2 separate regions of the Homo sapiens genome follow, and region 2 is linked to region 1. Evidence: read pairs that join two places in POLR2A ChIA-PET (ENCODE). Cell type or tissue: PC-3. All regions are shown on one strand. Region 1 overlaps UTP4 (UTP4 small subunit processome component). Region 2 overlaps SNTB2 (syntrophin beta 2).

Evidence for each region. Peaks named below come from ENCODE experiments on the same cell type or tissue, not always from the same donor. Only the 100,000 strongest peaks of a DNase experiment are listed, where the experiment ranks them.
Region 2: POLR2A ChIA-PET joins it to region 1 with 18 read pairs; 5 of 35 experiments call an interaction of 5 or more read pairs at or near these places.

The regions. Positions count from the first base shown.
Region 1 is chr16:69,141,302-69,149,301 of GRCh38, forward strand. UTP4 (UTP4 small subunit processome component) reads left to right here. Exons shown (of 17, transcript NM_032830.3): 6 at 1,877-2,088. Among named protein-coding and RNA genes, the nearest start is that of UTP4, 13 kb to the left of the region's middle. In PC-3, a CTCF peak has its summit at 2,056; no DNase peak of the experiment used is centred here.
Region 2 is chr16:69,218,993-69,226,992 of GRCh38, forward strand. The region is part of intron 1 of SNTB2 (syntrophin beta 2); the gene reads left to right. Among named protein-coding and RNA genes, the nearest start is that of SNTB2, 36 kb to the left of the region's middle. In PC-3, no CTCF peak of the experiment used is centred here; a DNase peak (open chromatin) is centred at 3,359; H3K27ac peaks cover 693 bases.

The DNA of each region.
Region 1 (8,000 bases):
TTCACTTTCTTGGTTTACCCTTTGGTGGATCCTGAGTAAGAGTGCATGAGAAAGAATTCTAGGTTGGAAATTCTTTTCCCTTAGAATTCTGAAGCCCTGGCTCCGCTGTCTTCCAGCTCCTCGTATTATTAGCAAGTAAGCTGCCATTCTGAGAGTTATCCCTTTGTGTAGGACCTGTTTTATTTTTTTTTCCCCCAGGAGCTTTTAGGATGTTTTATCCTTACTGTTATGAAATGTAATAATTAGGTTTCTTGGTATGTGGATCAATTAATTGTTCTGGACACCTGGTAGGTTCTTCTAATCCAATACCCACGTCCTTCAGTTCTGGGGGGAAATTCTTTTACTCTTATTTTTCATTTCTTTGTCTTTTTACTATGCTTTCTGGGAGAGTTTGTCTTTTTTATCTTTGAATCCTCTATTGAGTTTTTCATTTTTGACATTTCCAGAGTTCTTTTTTTTCGTGAATCTTCTTTTTTACAGCATTCTCTTTATGTTTCATTATACAGAAACTCTTCTCTTTCTTTTTTTATTTTATTTTATTTTATTATTATTATACTTTAAGTTTTAGGGTACATGTGCACAATGTGCAGGTTAGTTACATATGTATACATGTGCCATGCTGGTGTGCTGCACCCATTAACTCGTCATTTAGCGTTAGGTATATCTCCTAATGCTATCCCTCCCCCCTCCCCTCACCCCGAAACTCTTCTCTAAGGCTATTAATAATTGTCAAGTGTTTTTCACTCTGCCTGTTTCTTCCCTGTTATTCATTTATTTGTTTCTGTTAGTCCGTTTGGCCTCTGCCTTTCATGTTAAAGGCTTTCCTCATGTCTGGTGATCATCTCATCACTGCATCATGTGGCTTACTGAGCTTGGGTTTCACTGAAGAATGATCTGGCTGGACTGCTTATTTGGGGTAGCCCTGAAGCCAGAATCTTCAGATCTTTTCTTTTGTGTCAGTTATGTTCCTCAGAAATGGTTTTTCATTCTCCTGCCTGGTGAGTATTGGCCTGGCTATCAGCATTCTAAGGGGAAAAAAAAGAATGGTGTTCTCAACATTCAGTGAGAAATGTTCACTTAATCCTGGTTTTCATATACTGCTTCTGCCTGATAGCCCTCCTCAGACAACGTCTCCAGTATTCTGCTGACGTGCATTTTGGGAGCTTCCCACCTTCTTAGTCAGGGCATGGCTATCTGAGGGGTCTACCAGCTGTTAACGGATCCCTCTTTGAAGCCCCACTTACTCCTTTTCTAGAATATCTGGGGTCCCCAATTCCTGAGTCCAAGGATTCCATAGTATAAATCAGGTGGCTTCTTGGCTTTCCTCTCTGCCGACCTGGGACTTAGTTTCAGGGCTCTGCTAAGTCAGTGCCACTACTTGTCTGCTTTCCAGTTCCCCAAATTTTGTCACTGATCTCTCCCTTTCCTGTGGGATTTTGGAAAAGAGCAGAGTGTAATGTGTGTGTGCAGTTGACCAGCTTTAAGTGAATGTCCCAAATGTCTCTTTCCATTTCACCCCACCAAAGGGGTTTCTGTTCTCATTCTCTTCCCTCCCTTCCTCCCTCCCTTGCACCTTCTATCCCTTTCCTGTTAGGCTCTCCCAACACCCCTTCTCTTCAGGTAACCATTTTGGAGTTCCGAGATCAGGTTCACCAGAACTACCATTTATAGGCTGACTGTTCAGTCAGCTCACCTACCATATCATGCTTACCGCAGGCGGGTTTGTTATGTTGTTTCGTAGAGATGAGGTCTCACTTCGTTGCCTAGGCTGGCCTTAAACTCCAGGGCTCAAGCAGTCCTTCCACTTTGGCCGCAGGCAGATTTTGAAGACAGAGAAATAAGTACCATTTGAAGGTGTGCTTTTCTGATTTTTCAGGCAGCGCTGTTCATAAGATGATTGTGGACAGGCAGTATATGGGCGTGTCTAAGCGGAAGTGCATCGTGTGGGGTGTCGCCTTCTTGTCCGATGGCACTATCATAAGTGTGGACTCTGCTGGGAAGGTGCAGTTCTGGGACTCAGCCACTGGGACGCTTGTGAAGAGCCATCTCATCGCTAATGCTGACGTGCAGTCCATTGCTGTAGCTGACGTGAGTACAGTCCCTGTTTAGAGTGGTTGATGTACACCCTTGTGGGGTGAGTTGAGAAAGCAGCCTTAGTGACGTGCCATGAACACTGGTTCCTGATCCTGATGTTGTACTGGAGGAAGATGAGTTTAGGAAAATGCATCTGAAAACCCACATTGTTTCCATAGTACCTAACAATTGGTTAGAGAATACAGGATACTCCAAGAGATTAGTTAGCAGGGAGATTTTCTTTAGACACTGCTCACTTCCAGTTCGTCTTGTTTGATTGTAGATAGGGCACAGCAGCCTAGAAGAATCTGGAGAAGCGCTATGTTTATACCTTTGTATTTATGCATTTATTTTTAATTTAATTAAAAAAATAGAGATGGGGTCTCCCTATATTACCCAAGGTGGTCTTAAATTCCTGGGCTGGGGGATCCTCCCATCTCAGCCTCCCAAAGTGCTGGGATTATAGGCAGGAACCACGGCACCTGGCCAAAATGTCTTATTTAGTAGTAGTTCTTTTTTTTTCTTTTTTTGAGATGGAGTTTCATTCTTGTCGCCCAGGCTGGAGTGCAATGGCGCGATCTAGGCTCATTGCAACCTCTGCCTCCCAGGTTCAAGCGATTCTTCTGCCTCAGCCTCCCCAGTAGCTCGGATTACAGGCCCCTGTCACCACACCCAGCTAATTTTTATATTTTTAGTAGAGATGGGGTTTCACCATGTTGGGCAGGCTAGTCTCGAACTCCTGACCTCAGGTGATCCACCCACCTCGGCCTCCCAAAGTGCTGGGATTACAGGTGTGAGCCACTGTGCCTGGCCTATTTTCTCTCTCTTTTTTTTTTTATTTTTTTGAGACGGAGTCTAGCTCTGTCACCCAGGCTGGAGTGCAGTGGCACAATCTTGGCTCACTGCAACCTCTGCCTCCAGGGAGCAATTTCTCCTGCCTCAGCCTCCGAAGTAGGTGAGATTACAGGCGCCCGCCTCTGTGCCCAGCTAATTTTTATATGTTTAGGCTTTCACCATGATGGCCAGGGTGGTCTGACTCCTGACCTCAAGTGATCTGCCTGCCTCGGCCTCCCAAAGTGCTGAGATTGCAGGCGTGAGCCACCACACCCAGCCTATTATTTTCTATGACGTAAATATTGTAGAGGAATGGTAACGTGAATTCTCATTCAGAAACCTTTGAGTATTTTAGCAGTGAGACATGGAAAGTGACTTTATTTGTTGACCAGCTCCTTTATTCTTTATCTCCTTAGTTTGAGAATGATGTGCTATCCCACATGCCGACATCCATATTCTAGTGTAGTGTTCCTATTCCATATCACAGGTTTTTTTAGAACAGTTTGATGTATGTTAAGGCCCTGAAAAACATAGATGTCACACGTAAGTGATAATAGTGGTATAAGTTGAAATGAGTGGGATAAATTCCCCTTTAAAAATAGAGTTTTAATCCACAGCAGTTGTAATTATTATACTTAAGAGTTAATTATTGGCCGGGCATGGTGACTCACGCCTGTAGTCCCAGCACTTTGGGAGGCCAAGGCGGACGGATCACCTGAGGTCAGGAGTTCAAGACGAGCCTGGTCAACATGGTGAAACCCTGTCTCTACTAAAAATGCAAAAATTAGCTGGGCGTGGTGGTGGGCGCCTATAATCCCATCTACTTGGGAGACTGAGGCAGGAGAATCACTTGAACCCGGGAGTCGGAGGTTGCAGTGAGCCGAGATCATGCCATTGCCCTCCAGCCTGGGCGACAAAAGCAGGACTCCATCTCAAATAACAATAATAATAATAATAATAATGATTTCACCTAAGAGAAAGAGAATACAGAGTAAAGGAGAAGTCCTTGTCTTCCAAATCTCTCTCTGGATGGGACTTTGAGAAAACTACCCTTTTTAAAAAATTTTTTTGAGACAGTCTCTCACTCTGTCTCCCAGGCTGGAGTGCAGTGGTGCAGTCTCGGCTCACTACAACCTCTGTCTCCTGGGTTCAAGCGATTCTCCTGACTCAGCCTCCCAAGTAGCTAGGATTACAGGTGCATGCCACCATGCCAGGCTAATTTTTGTAATTGTAGTAGAGACTGGGTTTTACCATGGCTGGTTTTGAACTCCTGACCTCAGGTGATCCACCAGCCTCGGCCTCCCAAAGTGCTGAAAATACAGGCATGAGCCACCGCCCCTGGCTTTTTCTTTTTCTTTTTCTTTTTTTTTTTGTAAATTAAGTAAACTGTGTCGTTGGAGGTGGGGGAGTGTTTGAGTTCCTAAGCTGCTGGGTATGTCCACTTTTGTCTTAGGCTAATGGTTTTTAAGTAGTGTCTTTAGAGAAGAGGGAGAGGCTCCTCAGGGCCACCTTATGTGCTGTCCTTGGAAAATGCTTTCCTTTCTGGTACACAGTCATGACCCTGCAAGAGAGTTGGCATAAGGTTAAGGCAGTGTGGTGTTCCCAGAGCACAGGCTTTGGAGCCAGATGGCCGTGTTTGTCATGGCTTTAAACCCTTTGGAGCTCTGGTTTCCTTATCTGTGAAAAAGGTTACTAAATGATGATTAGGCAGAAAAAAGTTATAATCATGATTCATACAAGTATGAAATGGAAATAAGTCCGATTTTCTGTAATTCCTTAATGAGGGAACTGGTAAAATATTTCAAGCAGTTCAACCCGGGAGGCAGAGGTTGCAGTGAGCCGAGATTGTGCCGTTGTGCTCCAGCCTGGGCAACAGAGACTCTGTCTCAAAAAAAAAAAAAGAAAAAAAAAGATATTCCAAACTTTAGTCTTTTTACCATTAGTTTTGTAATTCTCCCCACATTATTTACTTTTAAACTATTTTAAAAGTGTACATTTCAGTGGAATAAAGTTCATTCACGTTGTTGTACAGCTATCACCACTATCCATTTTCAGAATTTTTTCATCACCACAAACAGAAACCTGTACTCATTAAACACTACCTCCTCATTCCTCCCTTCTCTCAGCCTCTGGTCACCTCTATTCTACTTTCTGTTCCTATGAATTTGCTTATAACATTTGTTATTTTGTATCTGGCTTATTTTACTTAGCATATTGTTCTCAAGGTTCATCCATCTTGCAGCATTATCAGTATTTCATTCCTTACTAAGACTGCATAATATTTGTGTGTGTGTTCTGTTTATCCATTCATCTATTAGTGGACGTTTGGGTTGTTTCCATCTTTCGGCTGTTGTAAATAATGCTGCTCTAGGCCAGGTGCGGTGGCTCACGCCTGTAATCCCAGCACTTTGGGAGACCAAGGCGGGTGGATCAGTTGAGGTCAGGAGTTCGAGACCAGCCTGGCCAGTATGATGAAACCCTGTCTCTACTAAAAATACAAAAATTAAGCCGGGCGCGGTGGCTCACGCCTGTAATCCTAGCACTTTGGGAGGCCGAGGCGGGTGGATCACGAGGTCAGGAGATCAAGACCATCCCGGCTAACATGGTGAAACCCCATCTCTACTAAAAAAAAAAAATACAAAAAATTAGCCGGGTGTGGTGGCGGGCGCCTGTAGTCCCAGCTACTCGTGAGGCTGAGGCAGGAGAATGGCGTGAACCAGAGAGGCGGAGCTTGCATTGAGTGCGATCGCGCCACTGCACTCCAGCCTGGGCGACAGAGCGAGACTCTGCCTCAAAAAAAAAAAAAAAAAAATACAAAAATTAGCCTGCATGGTGCTGCGTGCCTGTAATCCCAGCTACTTGGGAGGCTGAGGCGGGAGAATTGCTTGAACCCGGGAGATAGACGTTGCAGTGAGCTGAGATCGTGCCATTGCACTCCAGCCTGGTCAACAGAGTGCAACTCCAGCTCAAAATAATAATAATAATAATAATAATAATAATAATAATAATAATAAGCCGGGCGTGGTGACTCACGCCTGTAAACCTACCACTTTGGGAGGCCGATGCGGGTGGATTGGCTGAGCTCAGGAGTTCCAGACCAGCCTGGGCAACATGGTGAAACTCTGTCTCTACTAAAATACAAAAAAATTAGCTGGGCGTGGCGGTATGCGCCTGTAGTCCCAGCTACTCGGGAGGCTGAGGCAGGAGAATCGCTTGAACCAGGGAGGCGGAGGTTGCAGTGATCTGAGATCACCCCGCTGCACTCCAGCCTGGGTGACAGAGCAAGACTCTGTCTCCAAACAAACAAACAAACAAAAAATAATAATGCTACTCTGAACATTGAGGTACAAGTACAGGTTGAGTGTCTCTGATCTGGTTGTGCTTGGAACCAGAAGTGTTTCAGATTTTGGATTTTTTTTTGGATTTTGGAATATTTGCATATACATAATGAGATATCTTGGGGATGGGACCCCAGCCTATACAAGAAATGCATTTATGTTTCATACGTCCCTGATACACATAGCCTGACGGTAGTTTTGTACAATATTTTATTCATTTTGTGCATGAAACACAGTTTTGACTGTGATCCAGCAGATGAGGTCAGATGTGAAGTTTTCTACTTGTGGTGTCATGTTAGCACTCAAAAAGTTTCGGATTTTGGATTAGGAATCCTTTTTTTTTCTTTTTAGCTGGGACTACAGGCTCATGCCACCACGCCTGTCTAATTTTTGTTTTGTTGTTTTGTTTGTTTGTTTTGTTTTTCGAGACGGAATCTTGCTCTGTCGCCTAGGCTGGAGTGCAGTGGCGTGATCTCCGCTCACTGCAAGCTCCGCCTCCCTGGTTCACGCCCCATTCTCCTGCCTCAGCTTCCCAAGTAGCTGGGACTACAGGCGCCCGCCACCACACCCGGCTAATTTTTTGTATTTTTTTTTTCAGTAGAGATGGGTTTTCACCGTGTTAGCCAGGATGGTCTTGATCTCCTGACCTTGTGATCTGCCCGCCTCGGCCTCCCAAAGTGCTGGAATTACAGGCGTGAGCCACCGTGCCCAGCCTAATTTTTGTATTTTTAATAGAGACGGGGTTTCATTATGTTGGCCAGGCTGGTGTCTAACCCCTGACTTCAAGTGATCCGCCCGCCTCGGCTTCCCAAAGTGTTGGAATTACAGATGTGAGCCACTGCGCCCGGCCTAATTTTTGTATTTTTAATAGAGACGGGGTTTTATCATGTTGGCCAGGCTGGTCTCTAACCCCGACCTCAAGTGATCCGCCCGCCTCAGCCTCCCAAGGTGCTGTGATTACAGGCCTGAGCCACCACGCCTGGCCCTGGATTAGGAATCTTCAATCTGTATTAGTATAGCTGTTTGAGTTCCTGCCTTCAATTCTTTTGGATGTATATCTTCATTACTTTTTTTTTTTTTTTTTGAGACACGGTCTTGCTCTGTCACCCAGGTGGAGTGCAGTGGTGTAATCCTGGCTCACTGCAGCCTCTGCCTCCCAGGCTCGAGCAATCCTACCTCAGCCTCCCAAGTGGCTGGGACTACAGGCATGCACCACCAGGCTAAGTTTTTAACATTTTTTGTAGAGATGCAGTCTCACTATGTTGCCCAGGTTGGTCTCAAATTCCTGGGTTGAAGTGATTCTCCTGCCTTCCAAAGTGCGGGATTACAGATGTGAGCCATCACATCTAGCCACATTACTACTCTTGTTTGGGTTTTTTGTGTTGTGAGTTGTGTTTTTTTGTTTTGTTTTGTTTTTTCTTGTTTATTTCTTTCATTCTTTTTAAAGATGAGACTTTGGGAGGCTGAGGCGGGCGGATCACCTGAGGTCAGGAGTTTGAGACCAGCCTGGCAAACGTGGTAAAACCCTGTCTATACTGAAAAATAAATACAAGCCTGGGCACGGTGACTCACACCTGTAATCCCAGCACTTTGGGAGGCCGAGGAGGGTATATCCCCTAGGTCAGGAGTTTGAGACCAGCCTGGACAACATGGTGAAACCCCATCTCTACTAATAATACAAAAATTAACCAGGCATGGTGGCGCACGCCTGTAATCCCAGCTACTCAGGAGGCTGAGGCAGAAGAATGGCTTGAA
Region 2 (8,000 bases), 78 kb after region 1:
TCTTGTTGGCCATAACTAGTGGAATGGTTACCAGTAACTGCAAGGGGCATTGGAGAAGTGAGTATTTAACTTTATGGTGAAGATAGATAGGAGAGAGAGGAGGATTGGGAGTGGGTATTGGATTAGCCATCCAAGTGTCTAATACATACTTGTTAAGTTTGCAGTACCTGTAAGACATCAGGTCTGGTTCAGGAACTTTTCATTGTTTAGCCATAAATACCATATTATGAACCATGGAACTACAGTTGATTGATATTAGGAAAGATTAAATAACCTAAGGAAAATTAGATCAGGACCATCAAGGGCCATCATGGAAGAGCTGGGGAATAGGGAGATGTTAATTTAATGGCTGGATCACTGGAGATGTCAACTCAAAGAACATTCTAATATATCTCTGGAATATGAGGCAGTCCCTCCAAAGGCAGAACAAATAGTATTGCAGAATGTGATGATTTATGTTTAGCTGAGAATCTTAAGTGCATGTAATGGCAGTTAATAGTCATTACTACACATATGATTAGAATACAAGCCTAGAGACTAAATAATTTGCTCAAGTCCATGCTATGAGTCAGTAATAGTGCAAGAGGGGGAAAGAAAATAACTCAGTTCTCTGAGGCAGTGAATATGATTCTAGTATATTTAAAAAGTCCGTCTCATTTGGTTGTAAATTTCTTCAATTATTTAATAGTTTGTACGCAATAGTCATAGAAACCAGATTTTATTTTATTTTGTTTTGTTTTGTTTTGTTTTGTTTTGTTTTGTTTTGTTTTGTTTTTGGAGATGGAGTCTCACTGTGTTACCAAGCTGGAGTGCAGTGGCGCGATCTTGGCTCACTGCAACCTCCGACTCCCTGGTTTAAGCAATTCTCCTGCCTCAGCCTCTCGAGTAACTGGGATTATAGGCACGTGCCACCACGCCCAGCTAATTTTTGTATTTTTGGTAGAAACGGGGGTTTCACCATGTTGGCCAGGATGGTCTTGATCTCCTGACCTCATGATCTGCCTGCCTTGGCCTCCCAAAGTGCTGGAATTACAGGCATGAGCCACTGTGCCCAACTCCAGGTTTTGCATTTTTAAGCGAAGGTACCCATAACTTACTTAAGCCTCTTGATGGTTTTATGTAAGTATTTAGAAAATGTATGTTCCAATGCAAGAAAGTCAGATTTTTTTTTTTTTTTTTTTTTTTTTTGAGACAGAGTCTTACTCGTTGCCCAGGCTGGAGTGCAGTGGCATGATCTCGGCTCACTGCAAGCTCCATCTCCCAGATTCACGCCATTCTCCTGCCTCAGCCTCCCGAGTAGCTGGGACTACAGGCGCCCGCCACCACACCCGGCTAATTTTTTGTATTTTTAGTAGAGACGGGGTTTCATCATGTTAGCCAGGATGGTCTCGATCTCCTGACCTCTGATCCTCCCGCCTCAGCCTCCCAAAGTGCTGGGATTACAGGCGTGAGCCACTGCGCCTGGCCAAGAAAGTCAGATTTATTGAGATATAATTTACATACAGTAACATCCACTCTTTAGGCGTACAGTTCCATGTTTTGTTTTTTTTTTTGAGACAGGGTCTTACTCTGTCACCCAAGCTGGAGTGCGGTGGCACAATCATAGGTCATTGCAGCCTTGAACTCCTGGGCTCAAGCAATCCTTCTGCCTCAGCCTTCCTAGTAGCTGGGACTAAAGATGCATGCCACCACATGCTTGGCTAATTAAAAAAAATTTTTTTTAGAGACAAGGTCTCCCTATATTGCCCAGGCTAGTCTCAAACTCTTGGCCTCAAGCGATCCACTTGCCTCAGCCTTCCAAAGCCCTAGGATTACAGGAATAAACCACTGTGCCTGGCCCAGTTCTATGTGTTTTGATGGGTATATACGGTCTATAACTGTCACCACAATTAAGATACATAATATTTCTATCACCCCCAAAAGTTCCCCTGTTCCTCACTTGTAGTTAGTCCTTTTCTCCAACAAGAGCCAGTCTCTAGCAACCACTACTTTGTTTTCTGCCTTTATTGTTTTGCCTTTTCCAGATTGTCATATATGTGGACTCACACAGTATGTAGCCTTTTGATTCTGGTAAGAAAGTCAGATTTGAAGAACGTTTACAAATACAATATAGTAACGCTTATTGTGGCCATTTCATGTTTTAAAAAAAATGAATACAAAGGTTTAAAACATTCAAAACTAAAAGTAAACTTTGTAGTAACAAATACTGATAGTTCACACTTACATACTCCATTGCATTTAGTGTTTACATGTCCCACTTCCTTCTAAACCTAAATTCCTGAACACCTAACACATTGCTTCTACAATGTAATAAATGCTTGATACATGATTTTCTAGTGATGGATGATGTGTTTCTTTTGAAAAATTCTCTGAAATTTTTATCTCATTCCTGAGTTTTATAGGTACTGTTTTCTCTGTTTTACTTATAAGAAACTAATAGAATGTCTGGAAATTTTCTACCAAAAATCTTGAAACTTCTGTATAAGAAATTCATTATGTCAGACAGGGCGTGGTGGCTTACACCTGTAATTCCAGCAGTTTGGGAGGCTGACGTGGGCAGATCACTTGAAGTCAGGAGTTTGAGACCAACTTGATCAACATGGCAAAACCCCCTCTCTCCTAAAAATACAAAAATTAGCCAAGCATGGTGGCGCACGCCTGTAATCCCAGCTCCTCGGGAGGCTGAGACACGAGAATTGCTTGAACCAATGAGGTGGTGGTTGCAGTGAGCCCAGATAATGCCACTGTACTCCAGCCTGGATGACAGAATAAGACTCTCTCTCAAAAAAAGGAAATTTGTTATGTCAGTGTAGAACAATTCTCTTTGCAAATAAGTGGTGTATCAAGGGCTTGAATTCAGATCTTGGTTAATACCTATAATACCTGTCTCTATTAGAAGACTCATGGAACTCAGGTATGAGCTGATAGATACAAAGCAAAGCAAAACAAAACCTACTGAAGCCTCTGGTTGCAAAATAGCACAAAGCTTGAGTCTTTGTTGACACTGCATACTTGACATTTAAACTCAAATGTTTAGGTATTATTTGCCATGAACAACATTGTTTTAAAACTTCCAAAAGATCTTTTCCTAGATAGTCCAGAAAAGCAAACTGGTTTTTAAATCACAATTATTTATGGCATCGTTTTAAATTAATTATCTCATACCGCAAGTTCCTTGCAATAGTTATTTTCTATTATTTCTGCTTTTCCTTGACGTACAACATAAAAAATATCAACTGTAAATTTTTTAATATTTGTCTTTTAAATGATAAGTATAGCTTTTACAAAGCACAATCAAGTAATATTTAAAAGGCTACCAGCCTGGTGCGGTGACTCATGCCTGGAATTCCATCACTTAGGGAGGCCAAGGTGGGTAGATCATCTGAGGTCAGGCATTCGACATCAGCCTGGCCAACATGGTGAAACCCCGTCTCTACTAAAAATACAAAAATTGGTTGGGCGTGGTGGTGTGTGCCTGTAATCCCAGCTACTTGGGAAGCAGAGGTAGGAGAATCACTTGAACCTGGGAGGTGGAGGTTGCAGTAAGCTGAGATCATGCCACTGCACTCCAGCCCAGGCCACAGAGTGAGACTTCATCTCAAAAAAAAAAAAAAAAGATTTTATAAGATGTGTTAAAAAGCAAGATAAAAATTCTATGTATGATTATAGCTATTAAAATGCCTAGACACAAAATACATAGACAAAAAGACTAGAAGGAAAGATACGTTTTATTAGTAATAAAGATGACTATTTTATCTCTTTTCCAGATTTTCTGTGATTTGTTATTTTCTTTTCTTTTTTTCTGAGATGGGAGTTTTTGCTCTTGTTGCCCAGGCTGGAGTGCAGTGGTGCGAACTTGGCTCACTGCAACCTCTGCCTCCCAGGTTCAAGCAATTCTCCTGCCTCAGCCTCCCGAGTAGCTGGGATTACTGGCACATGCCACCATGCCCAGCTAATTTTTTTTTATTTTTAGTAGAGATGAGGTTTCACCACAGTGGCCAGGCTGGTCTCAAACTCCTAACCTCAGGTGATCCACCTGCCTCGGCCTCCTGAAGTACTTGTGAGCCACTGCGCCCAGCCGTTTTGTTCTTATTACTTACAATTCTTTTGCTTTTAGACTTAAAAGTTATAGAAATAATACAGAGTTTCCAGTTTCCCCGAATGTTAACATCTTGCATAACCATTATCAAAACTAAGAATTTTTTTTTTTTTTTTTTGATACAGAGTTTTGCTCTTGTTGCCCAGGCTGGAGTGCAGTCGTGTGATCTTGGCTCACTGCAACCTCTGCCTCCTGGGTTCAAGCGATTCTCCTGCCTCAGCCTCCCAAGTAGCTGAGATTACAGGCGCCCCAGCCACCACGCCTGGCTAATTTTTGTATTTTTAGTGGAGTCAAGGTTTCGCCATGTTGGCCAGGCTGGTTTCCAATTCCTGACTTCAGGTAATGCACCTACCTCAGCCTCTCAAAGCGCTGGGATTTCAGGCATGAGCCACCACACCCAGCCAACATTAGTATGATATTATTAAACTACAGTCTCTTTATGGTTTTCACCCATTTTTCCAGTAATGTCCTTTTTCTGTTCCAGGATCCCACATTACACTTCGTTGTCATGTTTCCTTTGTTTCCTCCAATCTGTGACAGTTTTGTTTTTTTTTTGAGACGGAGTCTCGCTCTGTCATCCAGGCTGGAGTGCAGTGGCCCAATCTCGGCTCACTGCAAGCTCCGCCTTCTGGATTCATGCCATTCTCCTGCCTCAGCCTCCCAAGTAGCTGGGACTACAGGTGCCCGCCACCATGCCCGACTAGTTTTTTGTATTTTGTTTGTAGAGACGGGGTTTCACTGTGTTAGCCAGGATGGTCTTGATCTCCTGACCTCGTGATCCACCCGCCTCAGCCTCCCGAAGTGTTGGGATTACAGGCGTGAGCCACCACACCCGGCCGACAGTTCTTCAGTCTTGTCTTTTCTTTTATGACCTTGACACTTTAGAAGAATACTGGTCAGTGGTTTTGTAGAATGTCCCTCAATTGGGTTTGTCTTATTTCATCATGAATATATGGAGGTTACTCATTCTTGGGAAGGAAACCAGAGAAGTGATGTATCATTCTCAGTGTATCATATTGGGCAGGGGTGGGATATGACTTCAATATTTCTTAATCTAGTCATATAAACCTTGATTACTGTCATGTTTCTCCACATAAAGTTACTATTTTTCCTTTGCAATTTTTTTTTTTTTTTTTTTGAGACGGAGTCTTGCCCTGTTGCCCAGGCTGGAGTGCAGTGGTGCGATCTTGGCTCACTGCAACCTCTGCCTCCCAGGTTCAAGCGATTCTCCTGCCTCAGCCTCCCTAGTAGCTGGAATTACAGGCTCGCGCCACCACGCCCGGCTGATTTTTTGTATCGTTAGTAGAGACGGGGTTTCACCATGTTGGCCAGGCTGGTCTCGAACTCCTGACCTCATGATCCGCTTGCCTTGGCCTCCCAAAGTACTGGGATTACAGGCGTGAGCCACTGTTTCCTTTGTAATTAATAAGTATCTTGGAAAATATGGTGAGATTATGCAAACACACAGTTATTCTTTAAACTTTTGCCCAGTAATTTTAGCATAAATCATTGGATCTTGCCTGCAACAATGATTACTATAGTGTTTTAATGATGATTTTCTATTTATCTCATGCCTACTACACTTACTAATGAGAATTCTTCTGTAAGAAAGAGCTGGCCCTTCTCCTCCATTTATGTATTTATTACATTATTTATATTATTGTGGACTCTTGGATATTTATTTTATTCTGTGGGTTATAATCCTGTATTACTGTTACTTATTTTGATGCTCAAATTGTTCCAGCTTTTGTTTTTATTACTTTTTCATTAAGAAAATTAATAAAACAAATTATCAGCAGATAAAGTTACAGTATGTGGGTTGACCAGTGTCACACAATATTACTTAACATGCAGTAGTTGATTGCTATTAACTCTGACGGTTCTGAGTTTACTACAGTGGAATTCATTAGTATGTGTTATGTAAGAATGAAGAGGGAAAGAACACGAAGACATCTTTGTCTTTTCTCTTTCCCTGAACTCAGTTAATTCTGCCTATTTGGTCTGAAAAGCTCTAATAACAATGAAGGCCTGGCAGTAACTTACAGGATTTCTTTTATACAAAAAAGAGAAAAGAAAATTACCAAGTATTTAAAGACATGGAAACTTGGAGGACTTTCTTGTTCCTAAGTGGTGACTCTAACTGGATGTTCAGGATGGAGTGGTTGCTGACCCTTTGAACACAGCTATTGTGCTGGGTTAATATTGTATTTCCGTCTATAGTTTATCATTCAGGGTGCTGATCTAAAACAAAGCATCCGGTTTATCCAGCTAGTCCAGAACATATCCACTTAGCAACAAAAATACGGATAACGATTTCCTTGCGCTTGAATTGCTATGGTTTTTTTGTTGTTGTCTAGTGGAAATTTCGTTGTCTCGTGGAAGTTTTGTTGTCTAGTGGAAAAACATTAGTAAGTATTTTTATATTTTTCAGTGATTTTATTTTATTTGCTGCTGTTACATCCAATTATGTGTAACATTGTATTTACACCTCTATAGCATGTATCATGTTTTGCCTTATTATAATTTCTACTTTATTAGTTGGCCTATTTTAGGGGACACATGTCTTCCTTTTATTCCTCAAGTAAATAACTTGAGGACAAGATTTGTGTGTCAAACATTTTAAAGATCCACGTGCTTTGCACATAGGAGAGAGTTGTTGAAAAGGGGGGAACATTGTAGCTCTTTTTGGTTTTGGAGACGGAGTCTCACTCTGTCACCCAGGCTGGAGTGCAGTGATGTGATCTCGGCTCAGTGCAGCCTCCGCCTCCTGGGTTCAAGTGATTCTCCTACCTCGGCCTCCTGAGTAGCTGGGATTACAGGCGCCCGTCTCCACACCTGGCTAATTTTTGTAGTTTTAGTAGACATGGGGTTTCACCATGTTGGCTAGGCTGGTCTCAAACTACTGATCTCAAGTGATCTGCCCGCCTCGGCCTCCCAAAGTGCTAGGATTAAAGGCATGAGATGCCCAGTTCTTCTGTTTTTTGTTTTTTGATTTTTCGAGAAGGAGTCTCACTCTGTTGCCCAGGCTGGAGTGCTATGGCGTGATCTCGGCTCACTGCAACCTCTGCTTCCTGGGTTAAAGCAATTCTCCCGCCTCAGCCTCCCAAGTAGCTGGGAATACAGGCACCCGCCATCATGACCAGCTAATTTTTGTATTTTTGTAGAGACAGGGTTTCACTATGTTGGCCAGACTGGTCTTGAACTCCTGACCTTAGGTGATCTGTCTGCCTCGGCCTCCCCAAGTGCTGGGATTACAGGCGTGAGCCACCATGCCCACCCTATGATTCTTAAGAGTAAAAAAAAAAAAAAAACTTTGTTTCCTATCATATGTGCTAGCAATAGATAAAACCCTATATGTTGGGTTCCTGAGGCAAGGACTGACTTTCTAATAAGAATATTTTAATCCATTATTGGCTCCTTATGATAGATAAGACTTCATTTATCTTTCTTGCTTTTCTCTGAGACAAGGTCTCCCACTGTCACACTGGAGTGCGGTGGTGGGATTGTGGCTCACTGCAGCCTCAACCTCTCAAGCTCAAGCAGTCCTCCCACGTCAGTGTCCTGAGTTGCTGGGACTACAAGCATATGCCACCACATCAGGCTAATTTTTAAATTGTTTTGTAAAGACGGGGTCTCGCTATGTTGCCCAAGCTGGTCTTGAACTTGTGGGCTCAAGCAATCCTTCTGCCTTGGCCTCACAAAATGCTGGGATTACAGGTGTGAGCCATGGTGCATGGCCCTAAGGTTATGTTTTTATGTTACTGCAGGAGCAAACTGCTCATTCAGAAGCCATTTGTTTAAGCTTATAATTGTTTACTAAGGAGAATTTTGCTTTTATGGCAGGTTTGTTTTAATAAGAAATTTAGCTGAATTAACCCCTCAGCAGATAAGATTATACATA